Linked DNA regions of Mus musculus: all the other regions are linked to region 3. A link is a loop called in an ENCODE intact Hi-C map of the cell type or tissue named here. Cell type or tissue: left cerebral cortex. All regions are shown on one strand.

Region 1 (5,000 bases), 180 kb after region 3:
GTGCAAACCCAAGAACCAGAGTTCAGATCCTCAGAACCCAAGTAAAAAGGGGGCGTAGTGGCACACTCGTATAATTCCAGACTTGTTGAGCTCCATCTTCAAGGAGCGATCTGATCCCAGGATGCTCAGTGCTTAAAAGTACTTGTTGCTCTTGCAGAAGACCTGGGTCGGTTCCCAGTAACCACATAGTGGTTTATCACCATCGGTAAATCTTTTTAAAGTAGTGGTTGAGTTCAAAGCCAGCCAGAGCTATGTAGTGGACATTGTCTCAAAAATCAAAAGCAAAAATGGGAGGGGAATTGAGGAAGACATCTGACATTAACCTTCCTACCTCATATGTGTGAATACATACACATAAGTACACTATACACACATATATCATTTTTAACAACAACAACAACAACAACATATAAATTAGGTCATTTGTTCTAGGAAAGCCAAAGGAAGAGAGCCTGGTGGGAGGGCCTCAGAGCATTGGTCGTGGGCTGCAGAGATGATACAACAGTTAAGAGATTTTGAAGACCTGGGTTTGGAGAGGGAGGGAATCGGGTGAATCAGAGACATACTGAAGCATGGAGAGGATCGGGCCAGGAGATAGCTATGGCATTATCTTGTGCGGGTGAGGAGACCTTGTTTGATTCTGTGTCTTATTTACTGATGAATCTTTAGTGTCTAATATAGTGGGGGAGGGGGCATAGAGAAGGTGATCAGTAAATGTTTTGACTGGATAAGCAAAAAAGAGAAAAAAAAAAACCTTCAGTCGTTTTTTTTTTTTTTTTTTGTAAAAAAATACAATTGAGAAGAAATTTGAATAAAACCAGAAAGTGAGACAATTAAAGATTGTATCAATCCCTGACAAGCCGTGACTAATATTTATTGAGTAAATACCATGCTTTCAGATAGTTAAGACACACAGCCTCATAAAATCCTCACGTGACATATGGAACCTCACCTAAGTTAAGAATGCCTCTCAATATGCCAGCATTCACCCTGGGACAGCCCAGTATTACGACAAATACCTTAGCTACTGCTATTGGCATGATCACCCTATCACTTCAGTCCTGTGTCTGATAAATAGGGACAAACTTTCTGTCCCTTTCTCATCCTTCTTCTAACAGTGATGTGCATACACATGGAATTCAACCCATGGCCGTTTCGTCAATGACCTCTCTCTGCCAGTGGAATAATCCCTGCACAGATAAAGGCGAGGTCTGTATTCCAGCAGCTTGTCTGATACTATGAAGTGTCTGGACAGTCCATGTTCTGGGTCACTGCAATATGGTGACACGCATGTGTACCTAAGGCTATTTCACCGTAACAATGTTCATACGACCCCAGTTTTACAGCTTCATTTGTTAATACTATAAACAAATAGTAGTTGGCACAAAGTACCCACTCACAGGTGCTGAGTCACTGATTGAGTTTATTCTCTGAGAACCCCAGGACAGCATGCTCTTCCACTCCCCTAAATGAGTGGTTGTAGTAACCTACCTGTAGTTCACTTTAGTGTAGAAAATTACTGTGGGATTAAAGCTGTGGTTGCCCCATTGTTCTTCAGTAATATTTTTAATTATATAAATAATACAATTAAAAGTTTCCAGCAGGACATGGTGGCACACGCCTTTAATCCCAGCATTTGGGCAGAGGCAGGTGGATCTCTGAGTTTGAGGCCAGCCTGGTCCACAGAGTGAGTTTCAGAACATCCTGGGCTACATAGAGAAACCCTGTATCAAAAAAACAAAAACAAAACAAAAGTTTCTATTCACAGATATTTGAAAAATTGAAACGTCACCAGATTCCTCAGAGTCCTTGGCTACCCACAGCACCAGGGAAACGTTGGACAATTGAATCCTAATGGTTGAAGAATCAGCTTGCAGGAGAAAAAGCACTAAGCAAAGAAGTAATCACTGTGTGTAGGGCGACCCCTGCTGTTCAAAGTTCAGAAGCACGTAAGAGAACCACGTCAGGGACTATGTGGACTAGAGGTTCCCAACCTTCTTAATGCTGCGACCCTTTAATGCAGTTCCTTGTATTGTGGTGACCCCCAACCACGACTCTTTTCATTGCTGCTTCATAGTTGTAATTTTTCTATGGTTATGAATCATAATGTAAATATCTGTGTCTTCCAATGGTCTCAGGTGACCCCTGTGAAAGATCCTTTGACTCGATCAAAGGATCACCAAGGGAGAAACCTTGAATGGACGCTCTCAACTCAAAGCACAAAGAATCATGGTTCAGGGCCGAGAGATGGCTCAGTGGGTAAAGGCGCTTGCTGCCAAGTCTGATGACCTGATCTCAGTCCAAATGGTGGGAGGAGAGAACTTAACTCTTGCTAGTTGTCCTCCGACCCCCACACAACATAAACAAACAAATGTGTGAGTGTGAGGCAGGAGGGGAGAAAGAGAGGCTCTACTAGCTCAAAGTTACAGGTTATAGATGCAGAAACTGAGGCTCACAGGTGAACCCCAAGAGGTCAAATGCCCTGTCTGCGCTCACCCCGAAAGTTCAGCCTTGAAGAAGGAGGCGCTAGATTCTCTGATGTGGACTTTCCACTGAGGGAGATGGAACTCCTAATTCTAATCTCTTTTGCCTTTATAAAAATTAGCAAACATTTGTCATAACTTCACTATCTTTAAATCAGTGTCTTCAAAAAAATTTAAAGGTACATTTATTTATTTGTGTGTTTGGGAGTGGCTTACGAGGTTCAGAGGACAATTTTTGGGAGTCAGGTCTCTTTTACCATGCTGTCCAGTGAGTCAACTCAAGACATCAAGCTTGGCAGCAAGTGCCACTATGCAATGAGCCGTCCTGTCCCAATGTTCCTTTTTTGGCCCGAGTGCATGCGTGCGTGCGTGTGTGCGTGCGTGCGTGCGTGTGTGTGTGTGTGCCTGAGTGCATGTGAATGCTAAAGCTGGAGGTTGACACTGGGCATCTTCCTTCATCATTTCCACCCTGTGTACTGAGGCAAGGTCTCCCAGTCCTTGGGGCTGGCTGATCCAGCCAGTTCACTCTGCCAGTTCCATAGATCGCCTCTGTCTCTGTCTCCTGAGTGCTGGGATTACAGGTGGCCACCATGTCTTCGTGACTTTTATGTGGCTGCTCAGGATCTGAACTCAGATCTTTGTGTTTATGCAAGCACGTTTTCCAAGGAGCCATCTCCCTAGTCCTGAAAACACTTATTATTACAGAAAAATCATTATCAAAGATAACACCTCTCCTATTTAACTATATTCATCTCCTCTTGCCCCTGGCTATAATTTTGAAATGTGTGCTTAAGATAAAATGTGAGTTTAAATACGGGAAGAAAAATACTAAACTACCAAAAAGAATCCTGCTCTTTAAAATGCCATCAGAAAAGAAAAGAAAAAAAAAAAAACCAGAAATGTTTCATACAGGAGGCTAGGAGTGTGACAACTTCCCCCTAACTCCAGGCGGGAATGTACTAGAAAGTTGAAGATGTTGCAAAACACACCAGCAGGTCACTTGGGAAAGCAGAATTTGAGGTAGGCTGATAAAAAGCATCGTCAGCATTCTGGTTTCTGTTGTTGGTTGCTGTGCCCATGGAATAAGTTTTCATTTTTAGGAAGTCCTTGCTTGGTTCCTTTAGACACCTGTGGTACACACAACTTAGCCCTAAACACTTCAGAGAAAAGTATGGATGCATGTGTGCGGAGAGAAAGCAGGAGAAGCCTAGAAAGGGCTTGTCTACCCGTGTACATTGACAGGCTCCAGGGTAGACACTGGACAGTCCTTCGTCCCACTTTGCGGCTTACTTTGTTAAGCTTGAAATTACTTCCAAATAAATACTCTAAAGTAGATGGATGTAGCAGCCCTGAGTAGTCCCAGGTCTCAGAAAGCCGAGGCAAGAAGATCTCATATATAGTATGGGTCTGGGCTACATATTGACGTCCTATTTCAAAAGTGCAAATCCTATATTTTAAGGAATTGAAGGTTAAAAAAATTTTTTTAAAAAAAAATCACTCTCTCTTATTTTATGTGCATTGGTGTTCTACCTGCTTGTGTGTGTGAGGGTGTCAAATGCCCTGGAACTGGAGCTACAGACAGTTGTGAGCTCCCATGTGGGTACTGGGAATTGAATCTGGATCCTTTGGAAGAGCATCCAGTGCTCTTAACTACTAAGCCATCTCTCCAGCCCCCATTTTCTTCAAAGGGTTTCTCTATGTATCCCTGGCTGTCCTGGAACTTGCTCTGTAGACTAGGCTGGCCTTGAACTCAGAGAGATCTGTCTGCCTCTGTCTCCTGAATGCCAGGACTAAAGATGTATGCCACACTGCCTGGCTAAGGAACTAAAGTTTATTAAAAAATATTTTTCCAATTAAAAATAACCATTTTACAGTATAAAAATTGTCTCCGTGTTTGTGAATATGCATGTGTGTGCTGTGTGTGTGTGCCTGTGTGTGTACACGCATGTTTGTAGAGGCCAAAGGTATCTCACATTCCGGTGGAACTGCAAATGGTGGTGATCTGTCGGCTTTTGCTGCTGGTGATCAAATGTCAGTCCTCTGTAAGAACAGTGCTCACTTTTAACTGCTGAGGCATCTATCGAACCCTATATATTATTGTAAAAATTAACCAACCTCGTGACATACTTTTGAAGCAAACCATGCACTAGCAAAAAGAGCTCGTGAGACCACTTGGGAAAGGTGAGGCTGGAAGGTGAGCTCGGGGCTTAGGTAAAGTTTCTGTAAGTCCTACCTAACCTATTTATGCCTGTGTATTTATTTCTGTTATTTTCCCCCCAACTTGGGTTAAGGACTTTCATAAAAATTGTTTCCCATTAATAGAACCATTTAATGCAGTGAATTTGATATCAGAATTATGGCCTTTGTGAAAAGTATTCTTATGCTCTTATTATAAAGCAAAAGCTACTAGGACTTAAGAAAGGGTTGTGTTCACCTCACACAGAGCTGAAAAGGATTTCTGGAATGTTCGTGTTGTTCTATAAACCAGGAGACTGTTTTCATTAAGAATTGAAACCT
Region 2 (5,000 bases), 360 kb before region 3:
TATCCATGTGTGGCAGTCACTTACTTATCTCCCAACAGCCATTTTTTCTCTGTGCCTGTTTCTAAGCAGAGCACACTGCTAGCCAGAACACGGGAAACGTCTCATCGATGAAATTCTGGTGAAAGTGAAGGCAGAAATTCTGGGAAGTTTCTTTTTTAAAAATGAAAAAAAGTGACCTTTCCACATTTTTTTCATTCTCCTTCTTCTCATCAAGAAAATGGAAGAGATAGCTGGTGCTCCGGCCATTTCTAGGACATTTGGCGACTCTGGGAAAGGGATCTCCATTCTCAGAAAACAAATCATAACACCAAGCTGGAACTAATTGTCTCTGGACGCCTTTGATATGCAAAGTATGTTTCACATATCAAAATTCAATAATGGCTTACACCACTATTTTTTTTTTTCACATGCTAAGAATTGAACTCAGGGTCCCATGAATGTGAATTGCCCTACCATTAAGCCACATCATTAGCTTTTGAAGTCTTTGCAATATAGGACTTTCAAAAAAAAAATACAAGCAATATACATCCATTCTCTCATTAATACTATATATGGAAGATCTATCCAAGTTATCATCTTTTATTGCAAAAGAAAACCTCTAAGAATACAATCATTTCCACATACACAATGTAGAGTTTGGACTTAAGACTAACCACAATAGGAGATTTCCTTATTTGGCCCTTTCTGAGATGTGTACTAGCTTATATATACAAGGAACAAGGAATAGGCTGGTCACTGAACACTGTTGGTGATGACTGTACACTGGGAATCATCTGAGTGGCTATCAGTGGGGACATATTCAATAAATGGATAGTCATGCTTATAGCAGTTGCAAGTAATGATAAGGAAAGGTCACCAGGGCAATCATGAGTTGCATAAAGCAAGCTATAGATCATTTACACCCAGCATAAAACCAGTCATCAGAATACTAACGCAAATCAAACACACACAGGGTGTATTTAAAAAGGCAGAAGTGGCGCCCACACCAGTGGTTACTCTGAGGGCACTGGGAGTGGAAGGAACAGCAAGTGCCCATGAATCCTTTTGTTGCAGTTCAAATCTTCCCTAGGGAGAATATACATTTTACTCATGTGACTAATATCATTTTAAAAGACTACAGATATAAATAAGCAACGAATATGGGAGAGATGAATTTGTAGTGGAAAAATAACAGCGAGATCGAAATAGTTTTCTCTTAGGTTTTGACAGGGTTATGACCCCTGGCATAGGCGTTTTCTCCTGACTATTAGTCCGAAGCTCTCTGAGGTCTCACTAGTATATAATTTATTCTTCTCTGCTACTCATATTAGTGAATTCAAATGAAATCACTCCTGTGTTCAAAGATCCAGTGCCCAAAAACTTTCTAAATGAGACAAATGGCACCCACCCATCTCCTATTCACTGACATTTATGCCTTGCTGAGCTGCTGTGATAGACTGACTTACTGTAAACAGAACAACAGCAACTTCTCATGGTTCTGTAAGCTTGGGAAGTCCAGTATCAAGGGACCAGTAGATTCAGTGTCTGGTGAGGAACCATCCCCTGCCCCACCCCAGGGTTTCTCTGTGTAGCCCTGGCTATCCTAGAACTTGCTCTGTAGACTAAGACAAGGCTGGCCTCGAACTCAGAGCCCTGCCTGCCTCTACTTCCCAGTGCTGGCATTAAAGGCGTGGGCCACTACTGACCGGCAGAACCATTTCTTTATTCATACACTGCGATCTTCTCCCACTCTTGTAAGCTCTGACCTGACAACCTAGGTTAGCTTAAAGACCGACTTTCAAATAGTATTACATCACATTGGGAATTAGGTTTCAACATTTGGTCAATATAGCATTTTATTAAAATTTGATCCTTCTCAGAATGAGAAGAATAAAAATAGCTAGAGCAACTGGGGGTAAATGTGGGGGTTAAAGTTCGGTGGGAGTTCATTTGAGGTTACGGTGAGCAGATACATTAATTTGTCTGACAAATCCTAAACCATCTTCAGATACTGGCTCACTTAGGAAAACATTTATTAAACATGTAGCACATTGATGGGCTGGGCCCCTTCATGTAGAACGCACCCCAAATTTCTGTCTTTCTGGGACTCCCAGTTTGATCTGGGAACAGTGGCAAATATATTAAAAAAAAAAACAGTTCATAGCCACAAAACATCCATGAAAGCCCAAGAAAGGTGTCCCCTCCCCGTTCCCTGATTTCCATGAAGTTAATGATTATGGAAAGACATAAAACGGATTCGCTGGAAATATGTCAAAAAAAAAAAAAATCCAGGCTGGCAGGTGATAGGAACACAGTTACTGGGCAAATCCATAAGGAGAGGGAGTGAGGCTAGAGGCAGAGGAGCCAGAGAGACTTGCTTAAGATTCTGGAAGAAGCTGGGTGGTGGCGGCGCACGCCTTTAATCCCAGCTCTTGGGAGGCGGATTTCTGAGTTCGAGGCCAGCCTGGTCTACAAAGTGAGTTCCAGGACAAAAAAAAAAAAAAAAAAAAAAAAAAAAATCTGGAAGAAGGCACAGAAAATTTTATGCAGTAAACAGCATTCTTGTATTTGGACAGGATTGTGGAGGACGAAACACCAATGATAGGTTGAACCGTCCTTAAATGAAGTCTCATTTAGTGGGGTCAGAGTCCTGAGCAGAAAAAAACAAAAAACCAACCCCAAAAAAAAACAAAAATAAGCCAGAAGGGTTCGGGCTGCAGCTGGATGTAGGTTCTTTCTCTTCAGTGTGATTACCAATTATTAATACCAAAGACTTGTTAAAAGGGCAAACTCTTAGGTTACATTCTAGGTGCACGGAGCCAGAACTAAGAAATCTTTGAGCAAACTCTCCAGGTGATTCTGACGCCACTGCCGTAGCCTGCCAAACACCCCGTGGCAATGCAGTAAGGGATTAGAATTGCCACGACTTGCCTTTAATCTTAAGAAAGAAACAAAACCCTTAAAACTAATGGGAACCGCGGTTTGCTACCTAGGGTAGATTTTTTTTATATAGCGCCCAGAAAACAGAAACAAAGAAAAACAACGATCATGTTGCCCAAAAGCCTTCTTAGATAATTAAGACTTTTTTTATAGAGATCCTGATGTTCTCGTTGCCTAAATTCAGTTCAAAAGTGAGGTGATCATCCCACGTCTTACGAGTTCCTTTTATTCGCTACAAAAACACCCGGAGAAAACAAGGCTAGGATTGCGGGTGGCCCTGTGGAAGCAGTATTTCCGTGCAACCGCCCTTTAGGAAAACACAATTCCCCAATGAGAAACCCCCAAGCGCAGCGGCGGGGCCCGGCCCACAGTCCCGGGCCACGCGGCGTCCCCCACGCACCCCCCGCGGGCCACTGGGCCTCCTCCCAGCCCGCTCAGAAGATAAACAAATCACTCCTGTTTTCCAGTCCTGGAATAAGCGCTGACTCACACAGCACTTTGATCAGCCACGGTCGCCTCAGGAAGGAGGAAAACTGTGCAGATTTTTCCCTCTCACGCGACGGCCCGAAGTGCCGCGCTGACCAATCAGGACTGGGTGGTGGGAACAGCACCAAAGTAGGTAAAAAAATGCGGGTCGCGGTCCCTGAGAGCCGTTTTGAGAGTTCTCGTCGCCAAGCAGAGCACCCGCCCACCGGCATTCGCCCCGCCCACTCCGCGCCGGGGCCCCGCCCCTAGCGGCGCGCACACCTGGCCAGGTGGCGACTTCCATGTATGGGCAAAGGCCGCGCGGTAGGCGGGGCATCGCGTGGTCCCGCCTCCAGGGCAGGGCCAGATTCCCCGGAGCGTCCTGTGTCCACCCTTCACGGAGCAGCAGCCCGGGCGCTCCTCTGGGCGGGGAACCCATGCACTCCCCTTAACTGGAGAGGGGTTTCCAGTTGTCTGGAGACTATTGGGACTCCTGGGTGGGGCCTGTCTGGGGAGGCCGGCCTGTTGCGTAGCAACGGTGGGCGGAGCGAGGGGCGCGCGCAGCCGCAGTCTGGCTGGAACTCGTGCCCGCCCTTAATAAGCTCGAGCTGCCGCGTCCGCCCTGCGCCTGCTCTCCTGCTTTTGCTACCCGGAGGACGAAGGTGCACAGACTTTGCCGTCAGGCTCCTAGCTCTCCTCCCGAAGTCCGCCCCAGCGAACATGGTGAGTGATCCTCGGGCGTGTGCTAAGGGAGGGGTCGGTTCCAAGGCAGCTCCTGGGCGGCATCATGCCCACCGTTCCAGGCCGCCGCCCGGGATCCCCTTCGGCCCGGCCTCGCTGCCTTCGATCCCGAAGTCGGTAGATCCCCGGGATGGGCGGCCGAACCTGAGACCATCCGTGTGGGCGCGGTTTTCTCCAAGGCCAGCTTGGTGACCCGTGAGCTTTTCCAGCCCTTTTTACTGAGAAGGAAAAGGATTTTATTGAACACTCTAGAGGGCGGAGTAATTGCTAGTGAGCGTGATTAAGAACCGGGTGGCCTTGCCGTGGCTTTGTTTGTCGTATCTGGCAATCAGCTTCAGTGGCACTCTCGTTGGGCTTGTCAAGCTTGGCAGTGGCTCTTTTAACCCTTCCCTGCCGGGTCCATTCATCCATGCTAGAAATTTGCCTTTACCTGAGAACAAGGCTTTACCACAACTTTGGGTGCAAGTCCTGGACATGATGTTGTTGCTTTTCAGATGCAAATTTAAAAACTTTCAGAAAGCCCGTATAATTACTCCAGCCCTTTAAAAAGAGAAACATTCGTTGTATTGAGATGGTAGAGATTTTGCTTAATTTACAAACTTCTCTACCTCCAAAGTGTTACTCAAATCGGTTGTAAAACAGTATCTCAACTGGGCGATCAGGTGGAACATTTTGTCACTGTAGTCTGCACAATGTTACCATTTTTGGTCAATGATTTGCTGGCAAGGCCTTGCCTCACTGCTAGAAATACTATCCTGTTGCTACATCTGTGCGCCGGGAAACAGTTGGTACCCACTTATCTGTCTACAGAGTGTTTTCACTGAATAACAACTTTGGTTTTTTCTTAGGATATAGCAACTGGCTTGCAGGTGCAG
Region 3 (5,000 bases):
TTCCAAATGCTGAGATTACAGTATGCAACACCACTTGATCCATCTAGTCAAAAAATTTCAAGCTTTTCAAACTAAAGGAAAAAGAAAAGAAAATCCAGGGACAATCAGAACACCAACACAAAACAAAGCTGTTACATTGATTCACCCTAAACTAGACTCATTAGACTAATATCAAAAACCCCAAGACACACAATTTGAGATAATGCTCAACCTACTCTATGCAGGGAGACCCTACCTACACACATACCCCAGCTAGACTTGGTAAATCTCTACCTCTGTCTACCACACTAAAGGAAAACTAAACCAAATTATAGGAGCCAACAGTGCACAGGCTTTCTACGTAAGACACATATGGTATGCAATTCTACCCTAAAGTCATCTTAAGGAGAGAACACCTTGGGGTAAAAGACTTTATAGTAATTAAAATGTCTGGATATCAGACTTCTCCTTTCAGGCCTCCTTACCTTGCCAAGGAACTTTACTAGCATTCAAACTCCTCAGCACTAGCTCAGGGTTAGAGGGAATCCCAGAGTTTCATTCTCATCTGAAGAATCCTTAGATTCTAATCTAGTCACTAGAGCAACTTCCAGAATCCCATTTTGATAGAAATTCCAAACTAAATAATCCGAACATTTAAATAAAATGGCAAAATTTATTAGCTGACAAATTTGCCCAAGTTGAACTCCAGTTCTTTGACACTTGCCAAATTCCCTTCAAATGACTGCCATCCAGATGTGATCTGCCAGTCTAGTACAGACCAGATAACACAAACGAAACCATGTACTAAAACCAGTCATTTACCTCAACATTTCTTTAACTCAAGAGAAAGCCAAAGTTGTCGTTTTCTCCACTGTGATCATCTCCAATTTTGCTTATCAGAGTGATGGTGAACTCATTTTTTTAAAAATTCTATTAGCAGTTAATAAAGACGATCAAGTCATTTTACATAAATGATTCTGCTCCGTACCAAAAAAGGAGGAAAAAAAGAGCCACCAGGGCCTCTCCTGCCCCTAGTACCTATTATATATGCCAGGGGAGAGAAACTAATTCTTCTAATGTAAAAGAAATAAAACACCTCGCACAAAGCTCTATTTCAATACAATACCCTTGTTGGAACAATCCAACTGGTTGGTGCGCCAGAGACCGGTATTTACTTACTAGATAAAAAGTTTGCGCCGGACGTGGTGGCGTATGCCTTTAATCCCAGCACTTGGGAGACGGATTTCTGAGTTCGAGGCCAGCCTGGTCTACAAAGTGAGTTCCAGGACAGCCGGGGATATACAGAGAAACTGTCTCGAAAAACAAAAACAAAAACAAAAAAAAAAATGTTTGCCCATTCAAAGGTACTTAAAATGAAATCTTAATTCAGCTCTTATTAAAATCTAAGAGCTCCCATATTACTGACGATTTTGTCCACAAAACTGACTCATAACCTACCTGTGCGGTGGAAAATTCAAGTTTAAAGAGCCAATAAAAGTAGAATCCTTTATTGCCCGTATAGCAATCCCTGTTTATTGCATTAGTCCTCAAGATATTTGCAGCCCGAGGGTTATATCAACACACAGGATTTACTAAAAATTACAACTCCCACGAGGACACATTTAGCGTTCCCAAGTTGCAAAAACCATGCTACATACAGATACTCGTTAGAAATCTCCCCACTATTTTAAACGAAAAGGCCATTTTCTTAAAAGGAGATAGGAATAGCAAACGAAACTTTGATCCACTTTCCAATTACCATGTAGTCGATTTAAGTTTTAGGAGCAAAAGAAAAAAGAAAAAAAAAAAAACCACGCTCCTAAGGGCTTCAGAGGATTAGCCTCAGTCGAATGACTGGCAGAGCGTCGGTCAGCTTCCCACCGAGAGCTCAAGAAGTGGGGTCCCACTTGTCTGGGTCTCCTTGGTCAGAGAATGAGCGTGCAGAGACACCCCGTTGGAAAGCCATCTCTAAAGGGGTGGTTGAGGGAAAACCTCGGGATCTTGCTGGGGTCCGAGCCCCAGAGAAGATCCACCCAGCCCAAGGAGGCCGGCGGGAACCTCCAGCCCAGGTAGCGAGCGAGGAAGGGATCTCACCTTGCTGCGGTCCTCCTCCTGCTGCTCCAGCAACTCGGGAACCGCGGCCATGGCGACGCGGGCCTCGAGCAGGGGCCGTGTGGCTGTGCGAGGAAAGAAGAGGCTGGGCCGCCGCCGGGGCGCCTTTCAGGGGCGGCCGCGGCCCCGCCTCCGCCGGCCTCCTTGCCGGACGGCGGCTGGAGGCCGCGGGACTCCGCCACCATCCCAGCAGCCCCGGGCGCAGGCCAGCGAGCGGCACGCCACGTGCTCCCCCAGTGCGGCCTCCCCCGTCCCCGCGGCCGTCCATCTTGGAGCCGGGCAATAGAAGCTACGCGGGGAGCCTACCCTCGCTCCGCGCCACGCGGACACCAGCACCGGAGGGCCGCGACGGGAACGCGGGCTCCGAACCCTCCGCCGGCGAGGCACGCCTCGAGAAAGGACGCGCACCGCGGCCCGGGCAATTTATGGCTCAGCCAGAGTCCAAGATGGCGAGCGGCGGTGACGTGCGCGAGATCTCGTGAGCGCGACAACGCGCGGCTTGACGGCGCCCGCGCTTCTGCTTCGGGGGCGTGGAGGGGATGGCGCCTCACAGGTGCGACGGGAACGCCGTAGTGCATGCTGGGGCCGCCTCGCTTTGGGAAAGCGCGGGACCGATGAAAGTACGGGTCCCGAGAGGGTTGTTTGCGGGCTGGGTGTTACAGCGTGGTGGCATCTCAGGTACAGCTAGAACCCTGCCGCTGACCGACCTTCTATTTAAATACTCTCTTCCCTATCCAAACTCGGGCACGAAGGGCCACGCTTGTCCTGTCGCAGCCATGGGAGACACCTGCAGAGATCATTTTCTGGAATTAACGTTGGATGGGCTGTGCAGACCCACTTGCGACATGTCCCGAGTCTGGACCACGAGGTCACAGTAGCACCCACTTTTTAAAGGGCGGCGTGAGGAATAGATGAGCGATGCCCATACAGAATATTTAGTAAGAGTTTGGTATGTAGATGTAGGTGTTTAACTGTTAATTAAGACTTGTGAATTTGTTGGGGGGGGGCAGATTGTAGTTGTTTTGTTTCTAGAGACAAAGCCAAGCTAACCCAAAATCTCAATTTCATACTGCCTCAGCCACCCAAGTAACTTAAGTTTCCTGGTCTATGCCTCCAGGCCTTGTCACATTCAGATTTAAGGTGTCATATCCGAAACGGCCAACACATTAACATTGAACAAAAGCCACTTACAATTTTCATGAATCTTACTTGGGAATGATTTTCTCTTTTTTTTTGGAAACGTCAAAAGTTTAGTGTATGCACTTTTAATGTTCTTGTGGGTTTTTTTGTTTTTGTTTTTTGGTTTTTTGAGTCAGGGTTTCTCTGTGTAGCCCTGGCTGTCCTGGAACTCACTTTGTAGACCAGGCTGGCCTCTAACTCAGAAATCCACCTGCCTCTGCCTCCCAAGTGCTGGGATCAAAGGCGTGCGCCACCACACCCGGCTCTTGTGTGATTTTCAATTTGATGGTTTTAATATAGAAAATGTCTTAAACCTAACACCACTTTTTTTTTTTTTTCAGATACGAACAGAACACACTTTTAAACTTTCCAGACTAGAGAAAAGTTAGAGGGGCGAAGTCTAAAAATGAAACTGCCTCTGACCTTCTGCAGGCTGCTTAGCAGGTTAAACAGATTTTCTGTAAAAGCAAGCCCTCCTGTGAGTTTCTCCACTTTCTCTTATTTGTGTAGCCAGAAGAAGAAAAACTCTTACGAAGCAGTAGACCAAGCGAAGTACTCTCGTTTAGTACGCTCTGTCTTGTCCAGAGGCCCGGCCCAGACTCCAGAGTCGTTGTTCAAGGAAGATGATGTACTGTATGGACCAGTGAGTAAGCATAAGGCTGCAGAGCCGGAGCCACAGGCCAGAGTCCCACAACACTGCTTTCCTATCTTCAATGAAGAGAGAACCGGGAAACCACACACAGATGCTTCTTCAAGCCCTTTGAAGATCCCTTTGCAAAGGAACTCGATACCCAGTGTGACCCGCATCCTTCAGCAGACCATGCCACCTGAACAGAGCTTCTTTTTGGAGAGGTGGAAAGAGCGGATGGTTCTGGAGCTGGGAGAAGACGGGTTTGCAGAATATACTTCAAGTAATTATCTTGCTTCTGGTTATGTGTGGTCACTGGTTTTTAGGAGATAGAGCATTCCTGTCAGAAGAATGGAGCTTAAAAAAAAATCTTACTGAGGAAGTACTTTCAAATAGCATTTCATGTCTGCTAATTTGCTTAATCTTCGTAGATACTATTAACTGTAGTTCACACTTAAAGAAATGGAAATAACAGAGATCAAATTATTTGACAAACTTGCATAATTTATAAACAACCTATCAATTCTTTTCCATCTCTTGACAAAAGTCTAGGGTTTTTTTGGTTGGTTGGTTGGTTTTTGGTTTTTCGAGACAGGGTTCTCTGTTTAGCCCTGGCTGACCTGGAACTCACTCTGTAGACCAGGCTGGCCTCGAACTCAGAAGTCCGTCTGCCTCTGTCTCCCAAGTGCTGAGATTACAGGTATGTGCCACCGCTGCCCTGCCAAAAGTCTAGTTTTTAAATAGTTTTTCTTGCTCAGAATGTAATGGTTACCCATTGTTCTACTAGTCAGTATCATTTGACTAGCCACAATCCAGAACTCCCAATCCCCGCTTATAGTTTGGTAAATTGAACTGATCAAATGTTCTTGGCTAGGAAATGGTTAAATAACCTTCAGCCTTCAACTCTCTTGTTTTTAAAAATGTGACCAGTTCTTAGAGAATCTGGTACAGTGTGTTTTGATCACATTGGCAGGCAGGCATCAGCTCCTGACTCATTAGACAAGTGAAGAGGATAGCGTCCTTAAAGCAGTCCTTTCTAGCCAGGTATAATGGCACACACACAGGTATAGTGTTTGAGTTCCAGCACTCAAGCAGATAGACA
Region 4 (5,000 bases), 290 kb after region 3:
GCAAACATGGTGAGGAAGGAGAACATGGTGAGACTCAATACAAAAGCAAACTTCCTTTCATAGTTGTGGTATGCCCACTAGAAATGCTTCAGTGTCAAGCTGCTTCCTGTTAATAACCGGATTCTCAGGTCACCATACAGTTCTGTTCTCTACAGTTAGCAATGTGGTGGGGGTGGCGGGGGGACAAACAAAAATCAAGGTTTCTTGGCATGTGGCATTTCATACAGAATTTACTTTGATTGATAAAGAAAGGAAGGGAATCAGGAAAGTTGTTGGATCATGAAACAGAATTTGAGACTTACCTTTCGACACATAGTTGAAATTGGCTTGTCTCAGAACTGTAACTCAGTACTTGAGTGTTTGCCTAGCACGCACAGGGTCCTGCCTTTGACCCTTAGCATCACAAATAAATAATTACTCGTGATATCCAACTATACAAGTTAACAAATGTTCAAGGAGTTCAACCTCTAACCTTTTTGACTACTTTTTTCAAGTACTACAGAGATGGTTTGAGAAAGTAGCCTGATTATTTTTTTTTTATTTTTTATTTTTGGCCAACTTGACACAAGCCATGGTCATTTTAGAAGAGGGAACCTCAGTTGAATAAATGTCCCTATCAGATAGGCCTGTGGGGCATTTTCTTGATTGATGTATGAGGATCTAGCCCACTGTGGGTAGTGCTACCCTGAGGTAGGTGGTCCTGAATTGTATAAGAAAGCAGGCTGAGCATGTCTTTAGGAATGAGCCAGTACACAGTGTTCTTCCAGCCCCTGTCTTAGTTCCTGCTCTGACTTTCCTGGAAGATGATGGACACTACACAGAAAACACCTGAGCACCTTGGGAGTGAGGGATAGTGTATGAGGGTGGTGTATGGGGGTGGAGTGGTGTATGGGGGGTGGGGTGGTGTATGGGGGGTGGGGTGGTGTATGGGGGGTGGGGTGGTGTATGGGGGGTGGGGTGGTGTATGGGGGGTGGGGTGGTGTATGGGGGGTGGGGTGGTGTAAATTGAAATAAATCCTTTCCTCCTCGGGTTGCTTTTGGTCCTGGTCTTCATCATAGTAGTAGAAAACTAAGGCAGAAAGGATGAGTAATCAACTTTGGGGGTCCAAGAGAAGGTAGTTACCTTTATCCTGTAGTGATGGGCTTTTCTTGGTGGGGTATTTGTGGAATGCTATGTTATAAGACCATCTCCTTGTTTGGGACTGAGTGCTGGGATTTCTGGTGTAAGTCACTGCACCTGGCTTGAAACCATCTTTTTTTTTGAAGATCAACTGAGAATTTTGTATATAATTAAGCTTTATCTTTAGTTTCCTTTTAGACCATGGCAACGTATCTGGAATTCATTCAGCAGAATGAAGAACGAGATGGTGTGCGTTTCAGTTGGAACGTGTGGCCTTCTAGCCGCCTTGAAGCCACAAGAATGGTTGTGCCCTTGGCTTGTCTCCTCACTCCTTTAAAAGAACGCCCAGACTTACCTCCTGTACAGTATGAACCTGTGCTTTGCAGTAGGCCTACCTGCAAAGCTATTCTCAATCCACTTTGGTATGGACTCCTTTAAAAAAAAACTGGTAAAAATGATGAATATAGTAAATTGTTGTCTTTGTCCAAGTCTTATGGGAGTCACTTGATTTTTTTTTCCTCTTTTGTGTTTTGTTTTGTTTTGTTTTGTTTTGAGACAGGGTTTCTTTGTGTAGCCCTGGCTGTTATGGAACTTGCTCTGTAGACCAGGTTGGCCTTGAGCTCACAGAGATCTGCCTGCCTCTGCCTCCCAAGTGCGGGGATTTAAGGCATGCACCACCCCCTCCACCTCCATACCAGCCCTCTCTGGCGGCAGTCATTTGCGTTCTGTAGGAGAGTTTCTAGTTTGGTATGAAAGGTAGATGGTGAGATTCTTAAATGACAGAACCTCCTTGGCAGGTGCCCCAGACAAAATTGGAATCTTTTCTTTTTTCTGTTTTTCCTGAGGCATGAAACCCTATGTAACCCTGTTTGTGCTGGCACTTACTATGTAGACCCAGCTGGCCTGTAGCTCACAGAAATCCTCCTGCCTTTGCCTCCCAAGTGCTGGGGTTAAAGGCACGCCTGGAAGAAAATTGGAGTGTTATGTGAACAAGGGGAGAATAAAAAAGAAGAGTTTGGAGTTAGTTGTCCCTCCTTCCATCCCTTCCTTTTCTTTTCCCGTTCTTTTTGCCTGCTCTTAGATTATCAGTTTGCTTCTGGATTGATTGTAGACTTAAAGGGGTATCCTTTGAAGAATTAAAAAACATCTAAAAACTTTGCTCTTTCTGCATGTACCTTAATGATGATATAGTATATCGAGAAGTACTAGGCAGAAGAATTGATTTTTTTTTTTTTTTTGGAGAGGTGTAAAGATTATTTGTGTGTGTATGTACATATGTGCTTGCACAAGTGCACACGCATATGTGCATACCATTTTTATGTGGGTACCTGTGGAGGCAGAAGAAGGAGTAGAACTTCTTGGCGCTAAAGTGACAGGTGATGTGGGCTGCCTGGCGTGGATGCTAGGAACTAAACTTTGTTCCTCTGGAAGAACAGCCAGTGCTGTTAGCCACGGAGACATCTTTCTAGCCTTGGTGGAAGAGATTTTTTATTTTTAAGATTTATTTATTTATTTATTTTATTTATATAAGTACACTGTAGCTGTACAGATGGTTGTGAGCCACTATGTGGTTGCTGGGATTTGAACTCAGGACCTTCGGAAGAGCAGTCAGTGCTCTTAATCGCTGAGCCATCTCTCCAGCCCAGAGGAAGAAATTTTAACTCCCAACAATTTTATTGTTGAGTGTAATTTTTTTTTAATCTGAGACTCTATTCTATTAGTATATTTGGACACTATTGGAAAGAATTTTTATCCATTATTTTTTGAGATAGAGTGTCTGTGCTGTGTTACTGGGTCTCACATTCTAGTGCTGGATGACCCTCCAGCGTCATGGGGAGGGTATAAGACTGCACCACCGGGCTGGTGAGATGGCTCAGTGGGTAAGAGCACCCGACTGCTCTTCCGAAGGTCCAGAGTTCAAATCCCGGCAACCACATGGTGGCTCACGACCATCCGTAATGAGATCTGGCGCCCTCTTCTGGAGTGTCTGAAGACAGCTACAGTGTACTTACATATAATAAATAAATAAATCTTTTAAAAAAAAAAAAAAAAAAAAAAAAAAAAAAAAAAGACTGCACCACCATGTGCGACTGAAGGAATTTTGAAGCAAGTTGAGAGTGTTGAGATTTTTGTATGTTGGATCACTTTTTCCTTTATTTCCCTTTGCTTTTATTTATTTATTCATTTATTTTTATTTTTATTTTATTGTTTTTTTTCGAGATAGGTTTTCTCTGGATAGCCTTGGCTGTCCTGGAACTCACTTTGTAGACCAGGCTGGCCTCGAACTCAGAAATCCGCCTGCCTCTACCTCCTGAGTGCTGGGATTAAAGGCGTGTGCCATCACGCCTGGCTTGCTTTCATTTATTAAGCCCATGTTAGGAATGTCTCAACTCTGCTTGTAAAATGATAGCTGTTGGCTATTAATATCGTAGGTACAGAAAGGGAGAGGAAGCAATAGATGCTTTGTCTTGAACCATTTCTACCATGCTTATCAATGGTCTAAGTGTGAAATGTACTTCCACTGTTGAAATTAAGAGGTTTGACAGAGGGGCTGGAAATTGGTGGTTAGCTCAGTGGTTAAGAGTACTTATTCCTTCAGCTGAGACCCATGGCCATGTTCCCAGCACCTATGTGTTAGTTAGCTCAGCCTTTCATCACTCCAGAACTAGGGGAGTCTTTGCCCTCTTCTGATCTCTGCTAGGCATGTGCGTACATACAAAACGTACATACACATAAGATAAAAGTAAACATCTTTTAAAAAAAGTTTTACATTGTTTAACAATAAAAATGTTGGATAAATCATGACAACTAGGTTCAAATAGAAGGCAAGAAGAAATAGCTTAAAGTTTATATGAGTGAAGAAACTTTAAAACAGGGTCTTGGAATTAGAAAAGACAAAACAGAATTTACCACGTACAGATATTTTCAGAAACTCTTGGTGTGCTTGATAGCCAGTTTTGCCTGCAGTGTAATTTCACGAGTCCTTCTCTATGTGCACACTCAGGAACACATGCCTGTTTAATTTAGGGAACTTTAAATCCACATTTGCTTACTTTCTAGCTTGAAAATATGTATGATATCTGTTTGTAATATTTATTTATCTATCTTGCAGTCAAGTGGATTACCGAGCAAAACTCTGGGCCTGCAATTTCTGTTTTCAAAGAAATCAGGTATGTTGTAATTTATAGTTCTATTTGTTTTTGTTGGCTGCTCTGGGAAAGATGATGTGAATTTTTTTATCTACACTTGCACTTAGCAGCTTTTGGTGCTCTCACGTCATAGCGTTTGTGAGGCACATTTGTGTTGAATAATAGAGGACATAGCATTGTCTTTTCTTTAAGGTTTTGGTAGGAAGTGAAAATGCTATCTAAAGAAAATAGATCTGTTCATATTTTACTGGATGACATTAAATTTTCATCTTATAAATTTAGGGATCCAGTCAGTGTTGAGCTGCTTCTGCTGTAAAAGTTTGTTGTTTTCTTTTGGGTCTCACTCTATAGACCAGGCTGTCCTGGAACTTACTCTGTAGACCAGGCTGTCCTGGAACTCAGAGATCCGCCTGCCTCTGCCTCCCAAGTGCTGGGATCAAAGGCATGCGCTGCCCTGCCCAGCAGCTAAAGTCTTTTAAATACTAAACTAAAAGAAAGTTGAATGTCAGTGGAGTGTTCCTTTCTTTTTTCTTTTTTTTTTTTCTTTTTGGTGTTCAGATAAATCTCTGACCTGTGTATGCTAACTGAACAATACCCACAGCTAATATCTCCTTTTAAAAGTAACTGCCGTAGGATAAAATTGTTCTAAAACTGAATTGTAGTAATTATTGCATGACTTACTTCTTAAAACTCGTGGAACTGTGCACTTAAAATGGGTGACTTTAATGATA
Region 5 (5,000 bases), 98 kb after region 3:
TTCTTCCCAACTTGCTTCTTAGTCATGATGTTTGTGCAGGAATAGAAACCCTGACTAAGACAGATGGGTATAGAATGGAGTTGGGTAATTTTCCACAGGATTCTTCATCAAGCAGATCAAATCCTAGTTAAACCAAAGTGGCCTCAGCAAGAGTACAAGATGGAGGAGCCTCTTCTTGTCCTGTCACAAGCCTTCCTAGCACTTCAGGTGTAACTTAAATGTAAGAGTTAACTGAACATGGTAAATAATATGTGGTCATCAGTGATGCTTTCTCTGAAAGACCTTGGCATAAAAGAGGGAAAAATAAGACTTACTTAGTAGACGTTTCCAATTGCCCAGTAAACTATTTTCTTTAATTACAGTGCCCACTCCTAAAAATACACCCAAACTAGATGTTCTAGCAACTATTTTAAAGTAAATAAATAAGTTGCTTTTCAGGATCTGATGGCACACAGTCATTCAGCTACTAAGGTAAGTAATAATAATTATAAAAAACATCTTGCTTTGGTTTGTAATCATTGGCCTACACTTTAGACACAACACTTACAGCTGCCTCCTCCTCCTCCTCCTCTTGAGACATTGTTTCTGTGTGTAGTCCTGGCCATCCTGGAACTAGCTCTGTAGACGAGGCTGGCCTCGAACTCAGAGTTCTGCCTACCTCTGCTTCCCCAGGGCTGGGATTAAAGGTGTATACCACAACTGCCTAGCATAAGAGATTTTTAAAAACAAAATACATTTAAAGAAGACAAATTGGAAAATTAATCACAATAGAATGCATGGTCATTTATACTTCTGGTGTCATTCCAAGGCCATTCATAGCTGTTACACTCGCTGATTTACTGGATGAAAAGTCTGGGGTTATCATAAATAAAAAGTATTGTGGCATGATTTTTCCTTAGGGAAATATGCAAAAATAACTTGAATCTCTTCTCATTCTAAAAGTCACTGGTCCCAAACTCTATTTTCACATTCAAAGATATAACCTGGGCTGGTGAGATGGTTCAACAGGTAAGAGCACTGACTGCTCTTCCAAAGGTCCTATGTTCAAATCCCAGAAACCACATGGTGGCTCACAACCACACGAAATGAGATCTGATATCCTTTTCTGGTGTGTATAATAATAAATAAATCTTTGTGCTGGCGCAAGCAGAGGTCCTAAATTCAATTTCCAACAACCACATGAAGGTTCACAACCATCTGTACAGCTACAGTGTATTCATATACATAAAATAAATCTTTAAAAATAAATAAACCTAGATTCTTTAAAAAATAAATTAAAGTCGGGCGTGGTGTCGCATGCCTTTAATCCCAGCACTCAGGAGGCAGAGGCAGGCGGATTTCTGAGTTTGAGGCCAGCCTGGTCTACAAAGTGAGTTCCAGGACAGTCAGGGCTACACAGAGAAGCCCTGTCAAAACAAACAAACAAAGAAACAAACAAAAAACACCAAAAAAATTAATTAAAAAAAAAAAACCAAAGATATAACCAATGCAGTATGCTAACTGTTCATAATAGTATTTTCTTCATGCCGTTTGGGTTCACTTAACAGAGAACGAAAGAGCAAAGCATACTGAGACGAAGTGAATGTTGGGGAAACACTGGGAATACCTAATCAAGGCCTGAATGAGCCTTATCATTGTTGTCTATCGGTTTTCAGCAGCAGCTTTGAATGTGTACTTTCCTGGGTAAGAGTGATTTACTGATATGCCATTCTTCATTGGCATCACAAATACTTAAAAGTTCTGGGAAGCCAAGTCTCTTTTTTAATTTAAGGGGTAAGTGCAAATGACACCATCCTTAGCCTCTTGTGAACTACTCTGACACAAGGATCTTACAAGCATTCCTGAAAGGCTCCAAGGGCATCAACGACATTTTTTTTTTCTTTTGGTTTTTTGAGACAGGGTTTCTCTGTATAGCCCTGGTTGTCCTGGAACTCACTTTGTAGACCAGGCAGGACTCGAACTCAGAAATCCGCCTGCCTCTGCCTCGGGAGTGGTGGGATTAAAGGCGTGAGCCACCACGCCGGGCAACGCCATTTCTTAAGATTACAGGAGCTAAACATGTCCGGATCCTTGCCTGACCCAGTGCATTTCCCAACAGAAGTTTAGTAGGCAACAAGGTGTAGCCGAGGCTGAGGCAGGATTGCGAGTTTGAAGCTAGTTTGAGCTGCACAGCAATACCTTGTCAAAAAACCAACCACCCAGCTTTTAGACTCTAAGAAAATTTAGGGTCTGATCAGTCGCCCCATAGCGACCAGATGTCCTCCGTACATACTCCACTGGCACTCCCAACCCCACCCTCGCGACTCCAAAGCAGCCCAGCACTGCGACTTCCTGGTGAAGGCGGTCCCCAAATAGGAAAGCCAGGGCCCCAGGCAGCCACTCCCAAGAAGCAGCGAAGCGGGCCAGGGGTTACGCTCGGCGCTCGATTGCTAGAGCCTGGCGACGATAGCACTTGCAACGGCTCTGCGCTCGAGAGGTCGAGCCTGGCCCGTTGCGGCTGCGGCGGCGGCGGCGGCTGTGGCGGCGGCGGGGGCGGGCGCGGGAGCGAGTCCGCGGCCGGGAGCGGGAATGTCGAGGAGTTCGAAGGCAGTGCTGGGCCTCTCGGTGCTGCTGACGGCGGCCACGGTGGCCGGCGTGCATCTGAAGCAGCGGCAGGACCGGCAGGTCGGTGTCACGTGACCGCGTCTTCCGGGGCGCCGAGCCCGCAGCTGTCCCTGCGCGCGTGGCGGGCCGGGCGGGCTGCAAGGGCGCGTTCAGGACGCCGACTTCTCTCCCCCAGCCACGAGGCGGGAGACTGGGGCGGAAGCCTCGGGGCAGGGGTGTAGTCCAGAGTTAGAGAGTTGCTAGGGTGAGCTCGAGGCCCTGGGGGCAGCACAGCCCACAAAGCCTTACCCAGGAATTGTTAAATCCGGAGATAAAGCAGCTCACACCCAGCACACCCCCCAGTGCCTTTGGCTAAAGAAACTTGAGATTTTTGCAACTTGCATTAACAAAACATTTTGCTACTGGACTTAGGTTCTGGAAAGGATAAAAGGTAGCGAGCGCCCTTCACGTTTTCTTTTAATGGCTTTCTTTCGGAGAATAACTGGCTTATTAATCAGCGACTAACCGACTCTTCCTCATTCCAGTTTGCAACGCTGGCTAGTGCGCTGAGCACACTGAGAACACATAGTTAATTATAACCTCTCGAGATTGTTCTTTTTATAATGGTGCCACACTGTGCTGGCCAGTACTTGGTATTTGCCCTTTCAAGCAATACCTTTACAGTTATTTGGTTTGAATCGGATTTGCCATGGGCAGAAGTTACTGAAAGCCTCAAGAGTCACCAGACCATCGACCTTTGTATTCACAAACTAGGAATTGCAATGAAACTAGGCTTGCAAATTCAGAACCATTTTGAGGAGCAGGGTCGATGTGCAGTGATGGAGAAGCACACAAGGAATTAAAGATTTGGGATTAAAATATGGTTCCCCAGGGATATCTTCTGGAGTAGAAGCAAGAAACTTCCTTCTTGGGAGGAAAAGGAAAAGATGGTGGTTCTAATTAAACTTGGAAGACAGGGTGTCTGTGTCCTCCTGATGTGTTTTGGAGACAGCGTTTGCTATCAGTTTTGTTTCAAACTCTGTTCCCCTGAGAAGTTTTTACAGTATGAGCAGACCAATTAAATCAGATCTCTGGAGCATGGAGACTCAGCTGTGTTCCAAAAGGCACGCCAAAGGCTTTAATGAAACGGTTGAGAATCACAGTTAGAGAATGGAAGTGTGCAAAGATCTAGTTATTTCTTGGAAGTTAGTGACCAAGACATACTGACCAAAATAAGCTGTCCAGTAGCTATTCATTAGCGACTTACTGTAACATCGAGGAAGGTAGATGTCTTGAAAACTTCAAGGTGGCAGTAAAGGAAATAATGGCTTGTTTTCTGTCTACCCACACCAGACACAGTGTTTTTCACTTTACAGACATTGTCTTTAACTCTCAAAGGAACTTAGTAGACATCAATTACAGATGGTTCCTAACTTAAAGATGGTTAACTTGGTTTTATGTATGTGTTTGGGTGTTTTTTTTTTAAAGATTTATTTATTTATTATATGTAAGTACACTGTAGCTGTCTTCAGACACTCCAGAAGAGGGTGTCAGATCTTGTTACAGATGGTTGTGAGCCACCATGTGGTTGCTGGGATTTGAACTCAGGACCTTCGGAAGAGCAGTTAGTGCTTTTAACCACTGAGCCATCTCTCCAGCCCCGGTTAACTTGGTTTTTAGGAAAGCAGTATCGTTTGTATTTAGTGAAACTTTCTTTGAATATTGAATTTTGGTATTTTCCCAGGCTCAGGATCAATGGTAGGATTCTTTCAAAATGCCAGGCAGCAAAACAAACCTCAGACCCCAGGGAGCCCCGGAATGCTGATGTTCAGTGGTATCATGTCAGAACACCTTTATTATTTTCAGTTTATCATGAGGTTTTCCAGGTATGGTCCTATGGTAAGTTGAGGAGTGTTAATGATTCTACAGGAATCAAGGCTCCAGATGCTAGAGTTAGGTTAGTAAAGAGCTGTGTTAGTTAGGGTTTCCTATTGCTATGACAAAGCACCATGACTAAATGCACCTTGGGGTGGAAAGGGGTCAACTTCCAGCTCCATATCACAGTTCATCAATGAAAGCAATTGAGGTGATAATCTGGAAGTAGGAACTGAAGCAGAGGCTGTGAAAGAGCTGCTCACTGGCGGCTTATGTTAAGACAAAGTCTTTCTGTGTTGTCTTGGCTGGCTCAGAGCTCAGAGAGATCTGCCTGCTACTACCTCCTAAATTCTAGAACTAATGTACCACCATGCTGGACCTGAGCCCTCACTCTTACATTTCCCAACTCCACTGGTGTAGCAAATGTAGCTGTAGGCCTGGGAGAGGCTCAGTAAGAACTAGGTGAGTATTTATTTATTTATCTATTTATTTATTTATTTTGAGTAGACTTTATTGTAAAAACACAAACCCCTTGCAAATAA

The links. A loop is a pair of places that touch in the nucleus more often than their neighbours do. Peaks named below come from ENCODE experiments on the same cell type or tissue, not always from the same donor. Only the 100,000 strongest peaks of a DNase experiment are listed, where the experiment ranks them.
Region 1: a loop joins it to region 3, with 2.6 times the contacts of the local background. A loop is called at or near these places in 8 of 42 quality-filtered maps.
Region 2: it touches region 3 in a loop (8-fold over the local background); 3 of 42 quality-filtered maps call a loop at or near these places.
Region 4: a loop joins it to region 3, with 5 times the contacts of the local background. A loop is called at or near these places in 2 of 42 quality-filtered maps.
Region 5: a loop joins it to region 3, with 5 times the contacts of the local background. A loop is called at or near these places in 6 of 42 quality-filtered maps.

The regions. Positions count from the first base shown.
Region 1 is chr2:144,450,890-144,455,889 of GRCm38, forward strand. No RefSeq gene overlaps it. Among named protein-coding and RNA genes, the nearest start is that of Gm46768, 33 kb to the left of the region's middle. In left cerebral cortex, a CTCF peak has its summit at 1,928 (motif pointing left); a DNase peak (open chromatin) is centred at 1,919.
Region 2 is chr2:143,911,541-143,916,540 of GRCm38, forward strand. Dstn (destrin) reads left to right here and starts at 3,791. Exons shown (of 4, transcript NM_019771.2): 1 at 3,791-4,107. The coding sequence starts at 4,105. It also overlaps a transcript of Bfsp1 not described here. In left cerebral cortex, no CTCF peak of the experiment used is centred here; DNase peaks (open chromatin) are centred at 2,873, 3,881, 4,440 and 4,849; H3K4me3 peaks cover 2,301 bases; H3K27ac peaks cover 1,929 bases.
Region 3 is chr2:144,268,304-144,273,303 of GRCm38, forward strand. It overlaps Snx5 (sorting nexin 5), which reads right to left and starts at 2,599. Exons shown (of 14, transcript NM_001199188.1): 1 at 2,398-2,599; 2 at 2,074-2,156. The coding sequence starts at 2,124. Mgme1 (mitochondrial genome maintenance exonuclease 1) reads left to right here and starts at 2,601. Exons shown (of 5, transcript NM_028984.5): 1 at 2,601-2,769; 2 at 3,612-4,181. The coding sequence starts at 3,677. In left cerebral cortex, no CTCF peak of the experiment used is centred here; DNase peaks (open chromatin) are centred at 2,349 and 2,583; H3K4me3 peaks cover 2,703 bases; H3K27ac peaks cover 1,565 bases.
Region 4 is chr2:144,557,900-144,562,899 of GRCm38, forward strand. Sec23b (SEC23 homolog B, COPII coat complex component) reads left to right here. Exons shown (of 20, transcript NM_001252544.1): 2 at 1,308-1,542; 3 at 4,233-4,290. The coding sequence starts at 1,322. Among named protein-coding and RNA genes, the nearest start is that of Gm34292, 3.8 kb to the left of the region's middle. In left cerebral cortex, a CTCF peak has its summit at 3,073 (motif pointing left); no DNase peak of the experiment used is centred here.
Region 5 is chr2:144,366,494-144,371,493 of GRCm38, forward strand. It overlaps Pet117 (PET117 homolog), which reads left to right and starts at 2,490. Exons shown (of 2, transcript NM_001164813.1): 1 at 2,490-2,664. The coding sequence starts at 2,569. Kat14 (lysine acetyltransferase 14) reads left to right here and starts at 2,542. Exons shown (of 11, transcript NM_181417.3): 1 at 2,542-2,664. In left cerebral cortex, no CTCF peak of the experiment used is centred here; DNase peaks (open chromatin) are centred at 2,433, 2,674 and 3,130; H3K4me3 peaks cover 1,883 bases; H3K27ac peaks cover 1,971 bases.